2 separate regions of the Homo sapiens genome follow, and region 2 is linked to region 1. A link is an interaction called in ENCODE POLR2A ChIA-PET data of the cell type or tissue named here. Cell type or tissue: OCI-LY7. All regions are shown on one strand. Each heading gives the region's core, and the rest is flanking DNA. Links, peaks and the distances in the headings are about the cores only. Region 1 overlaps PPP1R12A (protein phosphatase 1 regulatory subunit 12A). Region 2 has its middle 82 kb from the start of OTOGL.

Region 1 (11,454 bases), core at 2,055-10,054:
GTTTCCCCAGAGGGCGGGAGGGAGAGCTGGTGGAAGGGAGGGCGCTGGGCTTGAGGCCCCCCTTCAGAACAGTTGCTGGTGGAGTTGGGAACCGGGTGATTTCCGGGGCATAGGGGAAAAGGAACTGTGGTCGTTTGGGGCCCCAGGGCCATTCGTGGATAAGTCTGGGATTTGGGGTCGAGACAAGGAGGGGTGTAGTGGGGTTGTGCCTGGGCCCCGGTGTCAGTGGTATATTCGGAGGGGTGGATGCTGAAGGAAGAAAACTAACAAGGGGCATTACGGACGGTTAGGCAGATGAACATCTTTGACTTGTAGGTGGGCATTGGATTTGTTGCACTTTTTAGGACTTGATTACAAATGATGATAATAATAGTAATCTAGAGCCCTAAGCCGAGTGCCCTGAACGAACGATTTCCTGTTTTCTCATTTATTACTCTTGGTCACTGGGGAGGGGAAAACAGGGTGTAATTAGCTGATCTGCACCGGCTGAAAGGAAGGGGATGGAAGTGGGTAGAGTAAGGAAGCCCTCTAAAGGGCTTGCCCACCTCCGGACCGGAACGTGTTGAGTCTGATACTCGAAGTTTGCCGCAGTGTCAGAGATCCTTGAGCCCCAGGTCCTCGGGTGTGCACTGGTGTTAGAAAGAGAAGAATAAATAGGGGACACTCTTTTCAAAGCCGGTTACCAAGCTCTGGTTTTTCTTTTGGGGTTGGGAAAAAAGAAAGCTGGTCACAAACTTTTCTCAAAATGGATGCTTTGTGCATATTAAAGTTTTATAGTAGTCTGATTGGGATCTCTCAATGTTAGCCAAATAAGGAGAAACTATTGGCAATCCAGAGATAATGTTGCCTTGCCTTTAACAGGCCAAAAGCAACACAACCACGTAGAGTTATGCATAAAAAGCAATTTTTAAGTGACGGTAATAGGTGACAAAACATAGGCTTTTTCTATTTTCTTAGCGGGCAACTTGGAATAACTGTAATAGAAAATGACTTTGCAGCGATAGCTTCCCCTTAACAATGAAAAGACTTGTAAGCTATCTCAAAGTTGCCTTGGTTGTGTGTGGAAGATGCATAGCCTTATTTTGAATAATGTTGTAGTAAAAACTTGTTTGGGAGGTTGAAACTCAAGGCTTTATATTTCATGAATATTAACTTGATGCCTTTTAAAAAAAAGGTGTGTAGTGACATTTTTCCTTGTCCTGCTTACTGTTTAAGGGAGTGATGACCATTTTAAATTTTGTGTAATGGAATTCTCTTATCAGACTTGGAGTATAGCCTTTGTTTACAAAGTTGACTGGATATATTGAAATGATTGACACATTGCAGGACAAATATGGAATTAAAAATGTGGCACCCAGTAAAAATATAGCAGGGTGTCTAGCGCTTTCTCAATTTCATTAATTTAGATTCTCTAATGCATAGCAAACTTTTTATTTGGGTGAAGTTTATTTAAGGCATATCATAACTCGTAAAATTTTAAAACCATGGTGTTGAGAATGAAGGAAACTTTTGGCATTAAAAATGATAATGTAATTATATAAGATGAATCTTCAAATTTCTTTCAAGTGTACTTTACACGTTTTAGTGTGAAACAGATTTTGAAAGACGATTATTACTGTAGGAGGTCAGGATAATTGGATAATGGTTCGCATCAATATGTTTTATTCAAATTGTCAAATAGAAATTTAAAGTTACTATTGTTGTGGAGGAACCCAGTTGTATTGGCTTAGAGGAAGACGAAAAGTTTTGATATTTACATTATTGTGATACTGGTTTAGGGAGGAAGAGAAAATACATTTAACTGCCTTCTTAAGATCTTTTTTTCTCCTCTCAATATTCACACGTTACAAGAATTGTCAGACTTACCAATGTCTTCCTGATTAACTGAATTCAGTGGTCAGTTTGGTGTTGTGTAGATATATCTTTATTGGGTATTTTGTTTTAGTTGACAAACAGAAGTTTCTAAATTTACTCCATTTGCGTAATATCTTTCTGTCACTTTTTGTCACTGTGAGTGTGGGTTTGACCCGATAATCTCCAACCGCCTCCCCTTTTCCATAACATTTTTCCATATCTGCAAATGCCTTAAATCGGTGAAGCCAAAGTCTTTAAAATATCAAGCATTAAAAATTTGTGTTATGTTTTCTTCACTCTCATTTCTTATTTATCAACTCTTGTACTTTTTTCCCATTGTTACTATGAAAACAGGGAGTTCACTTTGGGCAAATTTAGGACAACAGTTAGTGAAAGACAATAAATAAAATTAAAAACCACACACACACAAGAAAATTTTAAGCCTTTAAGAAATCTCTTGAACTTAGCTTGTTTTCCATACTTAATTGTAAAAACTAAAATCACTGATTTAATAGTCCTTGAATAGTTCTTTAAAACTTTAACCTCTCAAAAGATCGTAGAATACCTAAAATGTATAACGGGGTTAATTGTTGATTGTTTTTTGAATATTCATTTACTTTCTGGTTTTGATCAAGTGTTCTAAATTTCATTGTCAAGAGAAAAGTTTTAGGAACATCACAACCCACAAATATGCTTTTGAAAATCGAATATTTTGCTTTTACTTTAAAGAGCTTATATTTAAAGGTTTATTAATTTGTTGAATGTGCTACCTCATTAGAAGTTATAAAAGATATCCAGTCTTCAGCTGTTCTTTTTGTATAGAAATGTGTCCTCTGTATAGAAGAAAAAGCAGCGTTTCTTGTCAAATTTCCTATCTTAGTCTCCAGAGTAGCCTTTCTCCCCCACCCACTCTACCCAGGACCTGACCCCCAAAGCTACAAAACAGCACAAAGTTAACCATAGATACAAATTTCTGGTTTTTCTAGAACCGAGGTCTAGAGTAGAATTTCATTATTACCAATGGGGCAATAATCAGCTTCTGATTTTATAGCTACCTGGTAGAGTTTTACAGTATGTGATTATATCTCTATTTTAGCATATTTTGTAAAGATTTAAGGAGATTAATAAAGTTATATATAGAATGCCTTATTGCTGATTCTTACTGATACTGGTGTGCATAAAATACAGGGCTGAGATTTTTCTCCAGCAGTTTTGAGTTTAGCCTGTTGATTTTAGCCTTAAAATCTTTTCTTTTTCCTCTGTGCCAGTGACTTCCAAGTCAGTTTACAGTTCCCTCATTTCTGCAAAGCTCCAAGCCTCATTTCCATTTTTTGGGGTTATGTATTGATTTGAAATGAAATATTAAATGTATTGTAATTTTATATTTAATAATGTCTTTTAAGTAGTAATATAGTAAATACAAGTTCACCCCCTTTGCCATAGAATGGCAACTACTGTATTCACGTTAACCTTTGTGATTTCTTCAAAGGATTTCTTATTGTTCAAATATAGATTTTCATAGTTGCAATTCAGTATTATAATTTTACGTTTATCCGTTAACATTAGAGATACTTATCTTTAGACTTTACCAGCATCCTTTTTAACTAATTATTTTAAAAGTATTATTAATTTGGTGGTAAGACAATTTTACATCGTCAGGAATTTCTTTAAATTCAACCTAAAACAGGTCTATCTTTCTTCATCAAGTCTACTCTTCTCATTGATGTTCCTGTTTCTGTTAATGATGTATTAATCTTTAGAATCAAGTTAAACATTTTAGTTATTGTTTACTCATTCCCCTTGTCTATGCATAATCCAGTCTGTCTTCTAGCTCAGTCTTTTCTTTACAATTACCTTGGCATCAGTTCTTTTCTTTGCCACTTTTTACTGGCAACCTAGTTCATACCTTTATTATTTTATTTTATTTTATTTTTTTGAGATGGAGTTTTGCTCTTGTTGCCCAGGCTGGAGTGCAATGGCGCTATCTTGGCTCACTGAAACCTCCACCTCCCGGATTCGAGCGATTCTCCTGGCTCAGCTTCCCAAGTAGCTGGGATTACAGACGTGTGCCACCATGCCCAGCTAATTTTGTATTTTTAGTAGAGATGCGGTTTCTCTATGTTGATCAGACTGGTCTCGAACTCCTGACCTCAGGTGATCCACCTGCCTCGGCCTCCCAAAGTGCTGGGATTACAGGCGTGAGCCACCGCACCTAGCCTTATTTTTATCCCTAGAGTATAGTAATAGCTTAATTGTTTTTCCTGCCTCTATTCTCTCCCTTATTTAATCTAGCATGCATATTGCTGTCATATTAATCTTTGAACAGTATCATTTTGATGGTGTTATTCCTCTCTCTAAATTTGGATATAGTACATTTTATCATTTAGCTTATGGTTGATACATCTCCATTGTGTTGTATCCTTTATAGAAATTGGTTAACTTGCTTACGTTTCAACTAGATCTTTACATTTTTTATTTCCATGCCTTTAGCCATGCCTTTTATCCTCTCTCCCTCGTTTGCCAATTAAAATTCTAGTCATTGTTCAAGATTCACATTCTCTTTTCTGGGGTGTTCACTGTACCTTATATTCTGCCTCTCCTGCAATAAAAACACTTTTTACTGAATAGTGTTTGTGTTTGTCTTCCCTTGTAGCCTCTGAGGACCTAATCTTCCACAATTTTTGTATTTCCAGAGCCTAGCACATAGTAGATGCTCACTAAAGGTTTATTGAATTTTTATCTTTTTACCTCATCAATAGGAAGTTTTAGAGTTATTTTTATGTTGTGAGATATATTTTTGAAACCTTCGCATCAGATACTTAGCGTATTGTTCTTGCACATAATGGAATTTGTGTGATTATGAAACAAATTAAAAACTTTGTTGTAGATTTCAATATATTTTAATATCTTGAGATTTTAAAAAAATCTTTTTTTTTTTTTGAGATGGAGTCTCATTCTGTCACCCAGGCTGGAGTGCAGTGGTGTAATCTTGGCTTACTGCAAACTCCGCCGCCCAGGTTCAAGTGATTCTCCTGCCACAGCCTCCCAAGTAGCTGGGATTACGGGTGCGTGGCACCATGCCTGGCTAATTTTTTTTGTATTTTTGGTAGAGATGGGGTTTCACCATGTTGGCCAGGCTCATTTCGAACTCCTGACCTCAAGTGATCCGCCCGTCTTGGCCTCCCAAAGTGCTAGGATTACAGGTGTGAGCCACTGTGGCCGGCCTAAAAAATTCTTAATATCGACCTCCTTTCTATTAAATTTTAAAGCAGTCTAGATATTGGTTAAGTGGTAGAAAAATATTATATCCAGTTGAGTCACTAATTAATTACTCACTTTGTAAGAGTCTGAGCTAGATCCTCTAGAGCGGGGGTTCACAAACGCTGGGCCGTGGACAGGTCGATCCACGACCTGTGAGGAACAAGGCCACACAGCAGGAGGTGAGCGACACACTGGCAAGCTAGCATTACTGCCTGAAATCCACCTCTTGTCAGATCAGCAGCGGCATTAGATTCCCATAGGAGTGCGGACCCTATTGTGAACTGCGCTTCTGAGGTATCTAGGTTGTGTGCTCTTTATGAGCATCTAATTCCTGATGATGATGTGAGGTAGAACAGTTTCATCCGGCCCCACTCCCCAACCCACATCTGTGGAAAAATTGTCATTCACAAAACTAGTTCCTGATGCCAAGGTTGGGTACCACTTCTAGAGGAATACAAAGTAGAATTAGTTCCATGTTCTATGCTATTAGAATTTTAAAATAGTTTTTCTTTTACTTTCCAAAACAGACAGACTTACAGATAGGTTTAATATGAAATCCTTTTGCTTTTAAAATACAAATTTGATCTACTTCTAAGGGAGCCATTTTAAGCATCTTTGTAAAATATGTGATCCTCTCGTCAGTAAAGGGAATACTTTTGTGTAGTCTTCTTAAGATGTGAAGTGTAAAAGAGACTGGAAGCAATTAATTTTGAGTTGCTTGTTAGCAAATAGTTTGATTACTATGTAAAATCTGAATTAAGAGTTTATAGTTTGTAACTGTTTACCCTTTTTTTGATGGAGAATGTTAAGATCTTGGAAGAACCTACTGGATAACTTTTAAAGAGCATTAAAATTTGTGTCTAAAAGAATGTGCAGTGTAAAATATTTCTCTGCATAGTTTTCTTTTTAGAAAAGCTGTAACACTTTATGCTCATGCCTTTCAAAAGTTTTTATTGAAATCATCCTAAATCCATTTTTAAAAACCTACCTAAACAAACAAATAAAACCCTCCCAACCCCAAACTGGCCCCTCACTTCCTACAAATAAGTGGGCAACCCTAGCCATATATGGGGTGTGCTGGTAGGGCACCAGTGCCCACACTGCTGCTGTTCTAATGCTTTTTCTGTAGTTGCTGCCTCTGTGCTTCCTGGCAACACTTTTGTGGTCTGACTTTGAGGTGTCATAACCAAGACCATCTTTCATGTGCCTCAGCTACAGTATGATTGCAAGCTGTGACTGAGCATTTTCTATAGCCAGGTAGAAACACTGGATGGAATAGAGGAAGTGTTTTTCATCATCCATTTGTTATTACCACATTTAAAAATTACAGTTCACATAAGAAAAGTGTTTTAAAAATCTTATTAGATGATTTTTAAAAGAAAACTATTTAAAAACCTTTTAATAGGGGGAGGCATAAAACGTTGTTTTGTTACTACCATAACATGTTACTTCTTGACACTATATGAAGTTGCTATTTTCATTGCCTCTGCCTGCAAAAAATTGCCATCTTTTACTCCACCCTTCTTTTGAAAGTTTGTGGGGCTCCACAATAAGGTTGAGAAGATGATGAGGTATTGGCATTTTGGTATACCTCTTTGAAAGGTTGAAGAACTCCAACAATTATAAGTTTATTCTCAGTTGGAGTCAGATATGTAGTAGCCATGACTTAATCAGTGTTTTATTGAGGAGCAGTGCTTTTCCAAACAATAGTTTAATTTTCACAACATGCTTTTTCACTTGCTCAAAGTTAACAAGAAAATAAATGGCAGAGCTGGAATTCTTATGCAGGTCTGTTTGATGCCGAAACTCAAACTTTACCCTATGCCAGGTATCTTCTTTGAAGTCTGAAGAAGAAAATATTCTTAAATCTTTTCATCATTATGGTGGTGTTTAGTAATTGGAGGTTTCTCTGTAAATTAGCTGAAAATCAAGTGAAACACACATATAATTTTTTTCTTCATCCACATTTGTTTTAGCTAGCCCATACTTTTAAGACCTTTCTATGGTAATTGAAGTGCAGTAGTACTGTATCTAAATTAATCTCAGAATTCGAAATTGTCCTAAATTTTAGGAAGTGCCAAGATTATTTTTGACTTACCATTATGTGCAGAATATATCAGCAGCAACAAGAAACACTCCTTTTTTCAGGACATAGAATTTAATTTTTAACTACCTTTATTTTTCTTTACCCTAATAGCAATTTATATCGTTTCAGTTGTTGGGTGTGTGTGTGGGTGTGGTGTGTGTATGTGTGTTTTGAGACAGGGTGACAGACTCTGTCACCATGGCTGGAGTGCAGTGGCATGAACATAGTTCACTGTAGCCTTCCTGGGCTCAAGTGATCCTCCCACCTCAGCCTCCCGATCAGCTGGGAATACAGGCATGTGCCACCACTTCCAGCTAATTTTTTTTTTTCTTTGACAGAGTCTCCCCGTGTTGCCCAAGCTAGTCTCAAACTTCTGGGCCCAAGTGATCCTCCCACCTCAGCCTCCCAAAGTGCTGGGATTACAGGCGTGAGCCACTGCACTTAGCCTGTTTTAGTTTTTTTTAATCATTTACAGTAAATTTTTTATACATACGTACATGTACATATTTGATTCTTTTTAGAGACAAATTGTAGGAAACTTCATACCATGGATACTGGGGGTGGGGGGGAAGAAGTCCCTTATATACCCTTAAGGTAGGGACTTTGATTCTTTTTTTCTTTAAATCTCCTTTTGTATCGGCATTTTGTTTTAGTAGGTACACAATAAATATTTAATGATTAAAAAAAATTGGACACAATGTAAACTAATATTTTGAAGAGCAGAATTCATAGAATATTAAATAATTGGGTAAGTGTAACACACTGACAAACTTTTAAAATGTCCTAATAAAAAAGCTTATATCAACCACTTACTTTTATAATACTTACAATGTAAAGGTAGCCATTATTACAATCAAAACATTTATTAGGTGGCTGGGTATGGTGGCTCACGCCTGTAGTCCTAGCACTTTGGGAGGCCTAGGCAGGCGGATCACCTGAGCTCAGGAATTTGAGATCAACCTGGCCAACATGGCAAAACCCCATCTCTACTAAAAATACAAAATAAAAATTAGCCAGGCATGGTGGCGCATGCCTGTAATCCCAGCTACTCAGGAGGCTGAGGCACGAGAATCGCCTGAACCCAAGAGGCAGAGGTTGGAGTGAACTGAGATCATGCCTCTTCACTCCAGCCTGGGCGACAGAGCGAGATTCTGTCTTAAAGAAAAAAATTATTGGGATGTTAGATTTATTTTTGAAATGAGATCTATTACTGATTATCAATAGACGCTTCAGTTTATGTAACTTAGTTTAAAAATTCTTTAAACAAATCCTTGAGTGTTCATTTAGAAAAGTAATCTCTAGGCTGGATGCAGTGGCTCACACCTGTAATCCCAGCACTTTGAGAAGCCAAGGCAAGAGACTTGATCCCAGAAGTTCAAGACCAGCCTGGGCAATATAGGGAGACGGTGTCTCTACCAATAAAGAGAAAAGAAAAGAAAGAAAAAGAAAAGAAATCTCTAGCATGGTAATATTAGAAATAATGCATATTTTCTGTTATTTTACTGATACTTTTTTTTTCCAAATAACATTTTTACTATGGCTCCCTCTATGTCAGTATTTTCTGACCTTATTAGTGTTTTGGTTGTTTATCTTTGCATTGTTATGCTGGCTAACCATAAAAAGACACGCTTGAGTTCTGTGTTACTGCCCTAAGTGTGCTTGCTGCTCAACTCAAATGCTCTTTCATGGGAGGAGACATTCCACATTGTCATGTGTTGTATAGGCATTTCTGAAATGACATTCAGTAGAAACCATGGAAAGAAGTGAAAGCATTCCTCAGCTGTCACTTTTTTAGTAGTCTATTTAAATGTTATGTATATTAAGTGAGATATTCTGCAGAGAGAGCTTCACTTAATAAAAAGCTTTACTTTAACTTGATGATTTAACTCACATTTGAGCTGAAATTACTATTTTCTTAGTTTAACATGACCTCTAACAATAAAATCATAAGATTGTACAAAGCTCATGTCATTTTCTTGAATACTGCATAGTGCAGAGGAGAATACATTTTGTGAGATGTCACTTGGCACCCTCTTAAAGATTAATAACCATGTGGGAAAGTATATTTTCATGGACTGTTACACACACACACACACACACGTACACGTATGCACTCAACCTTTACTTGTAATAAACATCCCAAATTATATATATTTTATTAGCCTTCAAAATTGTTTTAGATGGTTATAAACTTATTTGAATATTTATATTCTTGCATGGAACACTTCTAGAGCTTTTCTGTTGGAGTTTCAGCTCCAGAACATTTTTTTAAAATATCCTCAGTGTTGAGAGTTTTTTTTTCTTTCAGGAGAGTTTTTAAATTTTGAAAATGATATCATTCGAAGATGCATCTGGTGAATAAAGGTGGATCATGTAGTCATCATGGTTAATAAATATCCGTGATTACATGATATTTTCTAAAAAGCTTATTCTTAACTGGAATATGATCATAAATGTCACCTTGGATTTAAGTTAACTCTTTACGTTGTGTGGATTTGAGTATGCTTCAGAATTTGTAAACCTAAAGTACTGTTCATTTGTGTTCTAGATTTTGATGAAACAAGTCAATGTTATAGTTTGTGAACATAGTCTTTTTTGTATATGTTTGTGTTTTCTGCAAAAGATTTCGGTGCTGCCTGGCACAGTAGCTCATGCCTGTAATCCCAGCACTTTGGGAGGCCGAGGTGGGAGGATTGCTTGAGCCCAGGAGTTCAAAACTGGCTTGGGCAACAAAGTGAGACCTTGTCTCTACAAAAAATTTAAAAATTAGCTGAGCATGGCGACACGCATCTGTGGTCCCAGCTACTCAGGAGGCTGAGGCAGGAGGATTGCTTGAGCCCAGGAGGTTGGGGTTGCAGTGAGCTGTGATCACGCCACTGCATTCTAGCCTGAACGACAGAGTGAGACCAGGTCTCACATTTTAAAAAAAGGTTGTGATGCTGCTGGCTCTAGATCATGACACTATGTCATTAAGAACTATTGTTTTTCTCAAAGATATTTTAATTTCTACAGTTTTTCTTAAAAGGTTTGGACAGATGACATATTCAGCAATTTCTGTATTCCTTCCAAGTACATGGAATCTACTTAAGAACTCTGTAGCATATTCAAGATTTTTTCTTTTAAAATGCCTATTGCTGTTTAACTCTTTGAACCATCATTTTTTACAGTTAAAATGCCTTTATATTGTTGATCTTCTCAGTGTTTTCCATTATTTTTTGATATACATGAAAATTTAATAAGTAATTATTAAGTCTTCAGTGTCTTGCTTTTATATGGGTCATCCCCATCTCCTTTTTTTTAAATTTTATTTTATTTTTTGAGACGGAGTCTTGCTCTGTCTCCCAGGCTAGAGTGCAATGGCACAATCTCGGCTCACTGCAAACGCCGCCTCCCAGGTTCAAGTGATTCTCCTGCCTCAGCCTCCCGAGTAGCTGGGATTACAGGCGTCCACCACCACGCCCGGCTAATTTTTCTTATTTTTAGTAGAGACTGGGTTTCACCATGTTGGCCAGACCGGTCTCAAACTCCTGACCTCAGGTGATCCACTCGCCTCAGCCTCCCAAAGTGCTGCGATTACAGGCGTGAGCCACCGTGCCTGGCCTCTCCTTTTTATTTTTAAACATGGCTTACTTTTGTATGTTTAATGTTGTATGTGAATTTTATCCCAAATAAAAATAGTTGTAAAAGTTTAAGAATAATTATTTAATTAAAACACTAAAGACAAATGTAAAAAATAAAATGTTATCCAAAATTTCGGGACTGGACTTTGCTCCATTTAAAAGTTTAACATCCTTTTAAATATCTCTGTACAAGTATGTAATTTTCTATAAATGGGGTCATACCTAATTTTCTGGTTTATAACCAGTTTTGAAACATTATGTATTTTAAGAAACATTTCTGTGTTAAAGAATATTCATATACATTTTCCCTTTTAATGAGTGTATCGTATTCCATTGTGTGTGCATGTGCATATACATCTTGGAATTTATTTTCCTAGTCCTTTCCTGATGAACATTTAGTATATTTTCCACTTTTTATCATATGGTGAATATTATGTACATCTTATTTATTTATTTATTTATTTTTTTGAGACGAAGTCTCCCTCAGCAGCTCAGGCTGGAGTGCAGGGGCGTGATCTCGGCTGACTGCAACTACCGTCTCCTGGGTTCAAGCGATTGTCCCATCTCAGCCTCCCGAGTAGCTGGGATTACAGGCACCCGCCATCATGCCCGGCTAATTTTTGTATTTTAGTA
Region 2 (11,454 bases), core at 1,516-9,515, 89 kb before region 1:
CACACTAACAAACCAAATTCAACAGCACATTGAAAGGACAATACACCATGACCAAGTTGGATTTATCCCTCGGATGCAAGGATGATTCAACACACACAGATCAATAGATATAATAACTCACATTAATGAAATGAAGGATAAAAATCATATGACCATCTCAATAGATGCATAAAAAGCATTTGACAAAATTCTTTCATGATAAAACCCTCAGTAAATTAAGTATAAGCTATGGTATGAATAACTATGTTTCCCCCAAATTCATTTATTGAAATCCTAACCCTCAAGGTGATAGTATTAGGAGGTGGGGCCTTTGGGAGGTAGTTAAATCACTAGGACAGAGCCTTCATGAATGGAATTAGTGCCCTTATAAAAGAGATCCAGAGAGATAGTCACCCTTTCTGTTATGTGAAGATACAATGAGAAGTTGCCACCTATGAGCCAGAAAGCAAATCCTCACCATATACCAAATATGCCAGTGCCTTTATCTTGAACTTTCCAACCTCCATAGCTGTGAAAACTAAATGTTCATTGTTGATAAGCTACCCAGTTCATATTTTGTGATAGCAGCTCAAAAGGACTAAGATAGTATAAAAGGAAGGTACCACAAAATGACAAAGGCCATGTGTGAAAAGTTCACAGTTAACAAAATGCTCAACAGTGAAAAACTAAAAGCTTCCCTTTAATGTTAGGAACAAGACCAGGATACTCACTCTCACCACTTCCACTACATAGTATTGCAAGTCCTAGCCAGAGCAATTGGGCAAGAAAAAGAAATAAAAGCCACCCAAAGGAGAAAGGAAGAAGTAAAATGGTCTCTGTTTACAGAAGACATCCTGCAACTTTACTGAAATTGTCTATTAGTTCTAACAGAGAAACCTAAAGACTCTACCATAAAACTGTTAGAACTAATAAACAAATTCAGTAAAGTTGCAAGACACAAAATCAACATACAAAAATCAGTAGCATTTCTATACACTAACAACAAACTATCCAAAAAAGAAATTAAGAAAACAATCTCATTCACAAGAACATCAAAAAGAATAAAATACTTAGGATAAACTTAATCAAGGATATGAAAAATCTGTACACCAACACCTATAAAACATGAAAGAAATGTGAAAAGACACAAATAAATGGAAAGATATCCCATGTTCTTGAATTGCAATAATTAATATTGTCAAAATGTTCATACAACCCAAAGCAATCTACATATTCACTGTAATTCCTATCAAAATTCCAATAGCATTTTCTGCAGAAATAGAAAATATAATCCTACAATTTGTATAAAACCATAAAAGATTCTGACTAGCTAAAAAAATCTCGAGCAAGAAAACACAGCTGGAGGCATCATATTTCTGATTTCAAATTATATCTTAAAGTTATAATATTCATAAAAGTATGACACTGTCACAAAAACAGTACTCAACATCACCAATCATCAGGAAAATGCAAATCAAAACTACAATGAGACAACATCTCACACCTTGGTGGTTATCACAAAAACAAAAGATAAGTGATAGAGGTGATGTGGACAAAGAGGACATGTACGCTATTGGTGAGACTATAAATTGGTACAGCCATTGATGAAAACATGCAGAGGTTCTCAAAAAATTAAAAATAGAACTACCATATGATCCAGCCATCCCGCTTCCTGGTATGTATTCAAAGGAAGTAAAATCATCTCAAAGAGCTATCTGCACTCCGATGTTCATTCATTGTAGCATTATTCACAATAGCCAAGATATGGAAACAACCTAAGTGTCTATCAATGGATGACTAAGAATAGATAAAGAAAATGTTGCATCATATATACATTCATATAATATGTAGAATATTTTTCAGCTTTTAAAAAGAAGAAAATTCTGCCATTTACAACAACATGAGTGAACCTGGACGAAATTATGGACATTTTGCTAAATGAAATAAACCAGACACAGAACAGCAAATACTGTATGATCTCATTTATATATGGAATCTAAAAAAAAAGTTGAACTCACAGAAACAGAGAGTAGACAAGGCAGTCATAAAACGAATAGGTTCTGGAGACCTAATGTACAGCATAGTGACTATAGTTAATAATAATGTATTATATACTTGAAATTTGCTTAGAGTATACAGATATTAAGTGTTCTGCACAGGGGGGAAGGTAATTATGTAAGGTAATACATATATGAATTAATTTGATTGTGGTAGTCATTTTATAACATTATATAATACAATTTTTATCTGACAATCATACCTTAATAAAGCTGGGGTAGAGGACAATAACTGAAGGCATTAATAAATGCTACTAACAATATCTTTAGGAGCTCGTATTATTAGCTGGGCAGTGTTTATGGCTCTCAATGGAAATCATATCTGAGAATAGTAATGGCTGGGGGAAAGAGACTCAGAAAATGCAAGAAAAGGACTTGAACTCTGGGCCTCTAGAGGAGTCGTATACCCTGACATTACCCAAAACGAAGGAGAAATGGAAGGAGAGTAGGAGAAATGGAGAATGAGGGTGGTGGAGTTCCCTTTCTCAGATAATAATCGTGAAAATAAGGTCTAAGCTTCTGGGGCTCAGTGAAGTCCAGGATCTGTGGAGTCATATTGGCTGCAGGGTACATATATGCAGACAGATAAGACAGCTCATAGAGACCCTATAGCCCTTAATGGGGGAGACTAGCAACAAAACATTTCTCCTTCTCTAAAGACCAAGATGTAGTTCAGCAGCAACTTGCAAGGATTGATAAACAAGAACCAGATAGATAATGTCCATCTCAGTACACTCCTGAATGAATTGGTCAAAACAACTGAGGCCAGATGTAAAAACCTCAGATCTCCTTCACGCCACTCACTTGATAGTATATAAAAGGTGCTTGAAATTGGCCATAAGCTTGGAAAAAGGGATGGTGAAATCCTGAGTTGACTAAGAGCACATTTCATCGCTTTGTGCAACAGGTGCTCAAAATGGATATTAATTTCGATCATAGAAATGTCACATACAAGTTTATGTTTCTTACATGTACACATTTGTGAACTGATTGTGCTATAACTTAGCTCTTCAATTCCTGCCTTTGTGAACTGTGATTACTTTGGGACACTGTTCTTTCCACCTAACTCCTGGGTTTCACTGCTTGCCTGATGTGTCATCTTGTCTTACTGAAGGACGACCCCATCGGATTCTAGACTTCTGATGTGTGGATTAGGAACATGAATTTGGTGTGTGTGTTTGAATGTAATTCCAACTATAGGTAATTTTCTGGCTTTTGATAATCCAGTCTTCCCCCACAGCCTTTAGCAAGGCCATCCTAACCCCGAGCCTGCTCTAGACATACCCCACATTCTGATTCTATCTTATGTGTAGTAAGATGAGATCACCCTCTCCAGAATGCTGCCTTAATCGGGCTTCCTCCTGCCATACGTCCACAAAAATAAATCTTAAAAAAAAGAAAAAGTCTTCATCTTGCTAAAGATTTTGACTTATGTAACCAAGGAAAACTTTAACATCTGTATATTTTCCTTTCTATACCTTTAAAATGCAAATAATGGCTACCCCTCCATGATGCCAAAATATGCAAATATTTTTAATGTTTTGCAGTTAAATAAAAGCCAATTTCCTCCTACTTTTTTCGTCAGGACATCTTCTTAATATTAAAGCTAGTATAGGATAGGTGGACATTTTTTGACACCAGATTATCAGAAAGACACATATTTCAGATCAAAAGTATTGATTGGTTTCTCTTGGGATTGTGATAAAGCAGTGAAAAGTTTTTCTATATCAGTGGTCTGAAAAATCTGGCTTCCTGACCTCTTCATCCTAACATTCTCAATGAAAATCATACTGGGATTTGTATCCAGGTAAAACAAAGCAAAAAGCCTAACTAAAAGTGCATAGATTTCCCCTATGACAGTTCATTTTCTTCCCAATAGAGATCTCCTGGCTCTGGGAAAAGGTAAAGCATTATTGTGTCTTATATTAGTTTGGTAGAGCTTCTATAACAAAATACTACAGGCTGGGTGGCTTAAACAACAATTTATTTTCACAGAGTTCTGGAGTCAAGAAGTCCAAGATTAAGGTGTCAGCAGGTTTGTTTTCTTCTGAGGCCTCTCTCCTTGGCTTGCAGATGGCCGCCTTCTCCCATTTCCTCACATGGATTTTTCTCTGTGCACACACATTCCTAGTGTTTCCTTGTGTTCCAAATTTCCTCTTCTTATAAGGACACCAGTCACATTGAATTAGGACCCACCCTAGAAGCCTCATTTTAACTTAATCACCTCTTCCAAGGCCTTATCTTCAAATACAGTAAAATTCTAAGGTACTAGGGCTTAAGGCTTCAACATATGAATTTGAGAGGAACATAGTTTAGCCTATAATACTTGTCTTTTCTAAAATTAGACTAAGAGCAATAATCATGAAAAAACATAGTCTTTTAAGAAACAGATTCTTCTAGGGTTGATAAAGTATTTTAGGAAGCTGTACAGAATTGTTTAGATTAATGATTTCCTATAGAATACACAGAAACATTATTTCATGTTATCTAAACTATAAGAGTCTGTGCAGCCTCCTAAGAACTCTTAGAACCACAGAATGCTTTGTATCTTGGGAACATCTGTATCATTTAAAATCATGTTTACTTTGATCATTCTGTTATAGAATCCAGTATGCACTTTATAATATAAACTCTCCTTAGACTTCTTTTGTTTCTCAAGCTAATTTTATATCCTTTCATTCACTTTTGCCCTGGGATCCAATTCCTAGGAGTGAAAACTACTTATTTTAAAATGTGTACAGTCTTCCTGGGGATTATTAAAGTTTCATTGGTAGAAAATGTATCCTTTCAGATTCTCTGCTTGCTTGTCAATTCACGATTTCTTCAAAGCCAAATTCTTGTTGCTGACCTCACTCCAATGAAGGTCTGCCTCAGGGAGAGATTCCATGTATTTAGCGAGGTCAGGACCAGACCGTGGCATCCACATTCACCTCTCTACACTTTAGAAAAATGTATTGGTGCCACAGGGCACCAGTAAAACCAAATCTTTGTTAGACAACAGATTCATTTCTGTGTGAAACCATTCACCGGAGAGTAACATTTCACTTTTTTCTCCTTCAGAAATTTTTTTCTCAATGCTTCTGATAGAAAATCAGCTAAATCATTATTTTTAAAATTCTTACTGCCCCGTTCCGTGTTTCATGCTATTAAATTATTGTAATTACTTCAGATTACATACTGACATTGCACACAAAATCCATATACTGAAGGCAAAGTTGTTTAAAACACAAATAGATAAAAGATTTACCAGGCATCTGACTTCCCACATAGTGAATGGAAACTTTGCTTTGTAATTCTCGGAAGCCCCTATATTTTTCATAAATGACTTAACAAATTTAATTAACTTTTTTCCTTGTTAGCCATCTGTCAGAAGAGAGGACTTTGGGGATATAACATTAATATATTTGGGCATTGAAAAACTGCTGCAAGGGAACAATACTGTACATATTTAAGGCCAGTATCCAAATATTCTGGAAAGCTGAACCACATAAATATAGAACAGCCTCACACTTTACACCAGTCACTACATAGTTGGGAAACTATGCATCAGTTAAACAAAGAAATCAAACACATAGGGCCTGCTACATTTAAATATTTAAGTGCAATATTTTAAACAAATCCTATCATTGTAGTCCACAGGATTTCCAAGGCAAAAAGTAAAGTCTGAGCTTTTTATAAAACACCTTTTTTTTTCTTGAGAGTTTGAACTTCACACAATAATGCTTTTCATTTCTGTACTTTCTCCAAATGTTTCTGACTTCTTAGAGGCTACATTGTTTTGGAAGAATAAACTGTGGATTTTCCAAAGAGACTCTCTCTCTCCCACTCAGCTGCCCTGAGGGAGTTAGAGCCTCTGTACAAAACTTATTTTAATTTCCTTCCCCAAAAATGATCAAATAAGGACTGTTTCCCCACCAACATTTCTACGGCAGGAGGCTCTGACAAGTGCAACCTGTATCACCATAAATATCTTCTTCTCTGTCCTGCTCTGGCATGTCCAAAGAAAAAGATAATTTAACACAACCAACCATGCTAGAATCAGGACTCCAACGATTACAAAGATACACAAGGTGAGTATACAATTATAAGTTGGAAAGTGGATACATTGAGTGTCTCTGGAATTCTGCCATTCACAATTGGGAAAGCTCAACAAAAGCTAAAGAATCAGAACAATCTCTTTTCATAAAATGCTCCTGCTTGTCACCAAAATAGACATTTATTGCCTGCACGATTCTCAGCATCCTGGTTCAAATAAGGATACTGCCTATTACATATTCTTTACTATTTTGGAGTTGCCATGGCAGAAAAGAGAAGAGATATTTTTGTTGATGGAATGTCTCTTAACAGAGCTCCTTATTTTGGCCTTCCTGACTTTCTGACGCAGTTTTCAGATCACTTTTAAAATACTTCCATGACTTAATTTTTAAAAATTATTTGAAGCGATCAACATTTCAGCATCCCAGAAAGAGTAAAAGATACATTATTAAGTGTGTAAATGGGCAGATAATCAGGATTTATAGATACGGAGTTCAGATGAAAAGATGGATGATCTGTCAAAATTTTAATGAGCTCTTTAACTTTCAGTTCAAACTCCCCTTGTTTTTTTCTCAGCACCTCTTTCTCTTTTCCTTTCCCTTAACCTTTGTCTTCTAGGTATTCATTACTGTATTATCATTTAAAAACAAAATTAGTGTATTAGACTGAGCTAGGTTTAAATTAGTTTACACTAATTTAAAAACAAAATTAGTGTATTAGATTGAGCTAGTATATTAGATTGAGCTAGGTTTTTAATTAGTGACTTAAAATAACAAGTTTCCCCTTTTTGCCACACACCGAATATTCTTTGTGGGTAAGTAGGGGGCTTTGCTCTATGTTACCCTCCCTCTGGGAATCAGAGTTTTCAAGTACTGTTTATCTAGAAAGGGGCTGACACACTATGGCCTGTGGACTAAATCTGGCCTGCTGCCTGATTTTATATGACCCAAGAGCTAAAACCACTTTTTAAAAAAAATAATAATATTTTGTGGCATGTGAAAATTATATGAAATTCAAATTTCAGTGTCTCAAATGAAGTATTATTGGAACATAGCCGTGCTCATTTATTAATGTATTGCCTATGGCTATTTTTGCACTGCAACGGCAGAGTTGAGTAGTTGCAACTGAGACCATAGGGCATGCAAAACCTAAAATATTTATCTTCTGGTTCTTTACAGAAGTTTGCCAGTCTTTCAGTTACAGCATGTTTAATCGCCGTGGCTGACAGTAAAAGAGAAAATGGTAAATTATGCACTGGCTCTATGGGCTTCCAGAGGAAGTGACACATAGACTTCTGCTCGCTGTTCATTGTGCAAAGCAAGTCACATGACTACACTGAATTTCAGCAAAAGTGTAGGGAAATACAATCCTACCATGTACCCAGAAAAAAGCAAAAAAAAAAAAAAATTGATAGCACTGATAACTATTAGAAAATCTTAATTATAGTACAAGATAAATACAATTTCTATTTTATAAATAATCTATTATTTTTTCCAGAAAAGATGGCAAATTAACAAAGCTACCACCCCTAAAACCAAACTCTGACGATGTCACAGAAATGACATAGAAATTAAGGAATCCCAGAACTTTGCACCAAAAGGTTAAGAAGCTCTTAGGGAGAGAAGTTGAGGTCAAAGCCTGGTATAACTGGGGGAAGGATATTGAGAGTAAAATGGAAACCTAATGTAGAAGAAGACTGAAAAGCAGTAACAGGGGAAGGCTGGCAGATAACTTGGTAATGATGCCCACTTATTTTCACAACACTACCCTAGGATGTCATTGCTCATCTCTTTGCAACAGTCAAACAAAGCCAGCCTAGAATCAACAGGGAGATACTAACATCAAAGTAGCACAGGAGCTCAGGAAGAGTTAGGATGAAAAACTACAAGAACAGGCAGGCTGGAAAAGAATGCTGAAAAAAAATGATAATTTTAGTAGATTAGTTTTTAAAAATTAGTAGACTTCTTTAAAAAAGGGTTGTTTTTTGTTTGTTTGTTTGTTTTGTTTTGTTGTTTTGCGTTCTTTTCCAAGATGGCAGAATAGAGGCTTTTCCAGCACACTTCACCCACTTGGAAGAAGCAAGATAGTGTATAGAGATTCATGCTTTGACGTTTTATCCAAGAAAGAACATGAAAGTTCAACAGAAAAGAGAAAGAAAGAGAGAAAGAAAGAAAGAAAGAAAGAAAGAAAGAAAGAAAGAAAGAAAGAAACAAAGAGAGAGAGAGAGAGGAAGGAAGGAAAGGAAAGGAAAGGAAAGGAAAGGAAAGGAAAGGAAAGGAAAGGAAAGGAAAGGAAAGGAAAGGAAAGGAAAGGAAAAAGGAAAGGAGCAAAATAGTGTACAGAGATTCACACTTTGAAATTTTATCCAAGAAAGAACAAGAGAGTTCAACAGAAAAGTGAAAGATACTTGGAAAGAGAAGGTAGGCAGGCACCCCACACGGCCGGGTCCAGCTGAAAACCACAAGTGAATCCCTAATACAGGAGAGCATGAGTGAGTGTCTCTCTGTGATCCATCTTCTTAGTGAGGAATTGTGCAATCCAGGTCACAGGAGAACACCAGGACACTCCCAAGCCCTGGATCTAACTTGGGGGCAGCTAGGAGACTGTGAGAAGGAATGTCTCCAGGAAGTGTCCCACACATGTTCCCAGACCTAGGCACCAATAGAAGGATGCCATTCTTGATCTTAGCTCCTAACAAGCTGTGCAGGATCCTGCAAGCTAGAAGCAGTGGTAGCCATCTTGGCATTAGAGAGACTCGAGCTGGGGATTGGAGATCTGGGGCTTTAGCAGGGAACTGGCTCCCACAGCCAGAACTGAGAAATTAGTGTAGTATGTGCACCAGCTGCTGGCACTGGAACCAGGCTCCTATCCTTCACAGGAAAGAAGCAGGAGGAGAGTTGGTCGGTCAACACAGTTTTGACTGAGCTGTGAGTTTTACAGCCTAGGGAAGCTTCGCTGACTGGAAGCGAACCTCAGTGACTAAGTAAGTGTCCCAACTTGCTGCCACAGTGGGGATGAGGTAGTTGCCTTGCTGGGTCTGGGGCATAAGAGGAGAGAAGGTCCCACTTCACCTGCTAGGCTATGGCACTATGGCCACTCTTTCTTCCCCAAACTGAGACCTCAGCACAGCAACAGCCACTATGCTCCTCACCCAAGCATTTCTCCAGGCCACTGAGGACTGCCCCCTAACCCTGTCAGGGCTAGTGCTTATGCCCAATATTGGGGAGCCCAAGTTCAGGCCCTGTTCCAATTCCATCTAGCTTTGCCCAATCTCCCAAGACAGAGCACAGGACCCAGATCATTGAGCATCCCACAGCCCAACCCATCACCTGAGACACCTGAGAATTACACATGTTAATAGAGGTCAAGAATAAATCCTATTGCCACCACTGCAGCAGGCTCTTACCTGAAAGCATCATCTACTGGCCAGGAGGTTGACCCACATAGCTCATTACAATATCTGCTGATACATGTACACAATGCCCAAGAATAAAATGATGCTCTTGCAACCTATGCTACCACTATTGCCCATAAACCCTGGCCACTCTCAGGAGGTCATAAGCCTGCTCACTCATCCAGTATACCACTACTACAACTGATGTTTGAGAAAACACCAAGACTGTTTATAACCTAGGAAGTCATACAGAGTCTTCACATTGAGCACACCCAGAGGCAAAGTCAAATGGTCCTAGCAAACTTACTTTATACTCATACCCTTAAGACAAAAAATAAAGTCTTGCCCCAAAGAAAGTAAATTCAAAAACAAGAAGCTATTATTTCTCCAGTCGTGCTGAAAGCAGAATAATAATATGGAAAGCATGAAAAAGCAAGGTATTATGACACCACCCCCCTCCAACCCAAGGAACACAGTAATTCTGTAGCAATGGATCCTAACAAAAAAGAAATCCTCAAACTGCCAGATTAAAAAACTCAAAATAGTGAATTTTTTAAAAGCTTGAAAACCAATAGAAAGAAATCAGAAAATCAATTCAGGATATAAACCAAAGATTTATCAATGATATATATTATCTTTAGAAAGAAACTGAAGAGAAGTTCTAGAAATAAAAAAAATCATATAAGGAATTACAAAATACCTTTGAAAACTTCAAGAATAGACTAGACCAGGCAGAAGAAGGAATCTAAGGAAGTCAAGATGAAAAAAAAGAATTCTAAAATCAACAAGAGAAAAGTGTCATCAACTATAAAAGGAACCCATCAGACTAACAATGGACTTCTCAGCAGAAGTCCTACAAGCCAGAAGAGAATGGGAAGGGATTTTCAAATTGCTGAAAGAAGAAAACTGCCAATCACAAATTTTATATCCAGCAAGATTAAATGAAGGAGAAATAAAGTCTTTCCCAGACAAGCAAATGATGAAGAAATTTGTCACCACTAAACCAGCCCTACAAGAAATTCTCAAAAGTATCCTAAACATGGAAACAAAAGGTCTACATTCACCATCATAAAAACATACAAAAGTATAAAACTCACTGTCATATAAAACAATTACACAGTGGAGAAATAGATAGGAATCAAATGTCAACAAACCAGAATTCCACCAAACCACAAAGACAGGCAGAGAAAAAGATAGAAACAAGTGATTTATAAAACAAGTAGATAACAATTAACAATATGTCAAAAACAGAACTTCATATAACAATATTAACCTTGAACATAAATGAATTAAATATTCCACTTAAAAGATACACATTGGCAGAACAGATAAAAAAGAAACATGATCCAACTATATGCTGCTTACAAGAAACTCACCTTATTAGTAAACACATTTAGACTGAATTAAAGGGTTGGAAAAAGATATTCCATGCAACAGAAACCAAAAGCAAGTAGGAATAATTATACTTACATTAACAACGACAACAACGAAACAGACTTTAAATCAAAAACAGTAAAAAACAGACAAAAAAAGTATTTTATATAATGACAAAAGGGTCAATTCAACAAGAGGATATAACAACCCTAAATATATATGTACCCAACAAGTGGAGCACCCAGATTCATGAAACAAATATTACTAGACCTAAAGAAAGAAATAGACAGCAATACAATAATAGGGGGAAATCTCACCATCCAACTCACAGCACCAGATGGATCATTGAGACAGAAAATCAACAAAGAAACATTGGACTTAAATTGGACTTTACACTAAATGAACTTAGCAGACACATATGGAACATTCTACCAACAACTGCAGAATATACCTTCTACTCATCAGCACAGAGAATATTTGCCAGAACAGACCATACGTTAGGCCACAAAACAAGTCTCAAAAAATTTTTCAAAATCAAAATCACATCAAGTATCTTCTCAGATTACAGTGGAATAAACCTAAAAATCAATACCAAGGAGAACCTCAGAAACTATA

The links. ChIA-PET counts read pairs that join two places held together with the same protein. Peaks named below come from ENCODE experiments on the same cell type or tissue, not always from the same donor. Only the 100,000 strongest peaks of a DNase experiment are listed, where the experiment ranks them.
Region 2: POLR2A ChIA-PET joins it to region 1 with 5 read pairs; 2 of 35 experiments call an interaction of 5 or more read pairs at or near these places.

The regions. Positions count from the first base shown.
Region 1 is chr12:79,923,109-79,934,562 of GRCh38, reverse strand. All of the region lies in intron 1 of PPP1R12A (protein phosphatase 1 regulatory subunit 12A), which reads left to right. Among named protein-coding and RNA genes, the nearest start is that of PPP1R12A, 6.3 kb to the left of the region's middle. RefSeq lists a silencer at 1-50 and enhancers at 1-80, 221-280, 81-646. In OCI-LY7, for the core only: no CTCF peak of the experiment used is centred there; a DNase peak (open chromatin) is centred at 6,312; H3K4me3 peaks cover 907 bases.
Region 2 is chr12:80,011,771-80,023,224 of GRCh38, reverse strand. No RefSeq gene overlaps it. Among named protein-coding and RNA genes, the nearest start is that of OTOGL, 82 kb to the left of the region's middle. In OCI-LY7, for the core only: no CTCF peak of the experiment used is centred there; no DNase peak of the experiment used is centred there.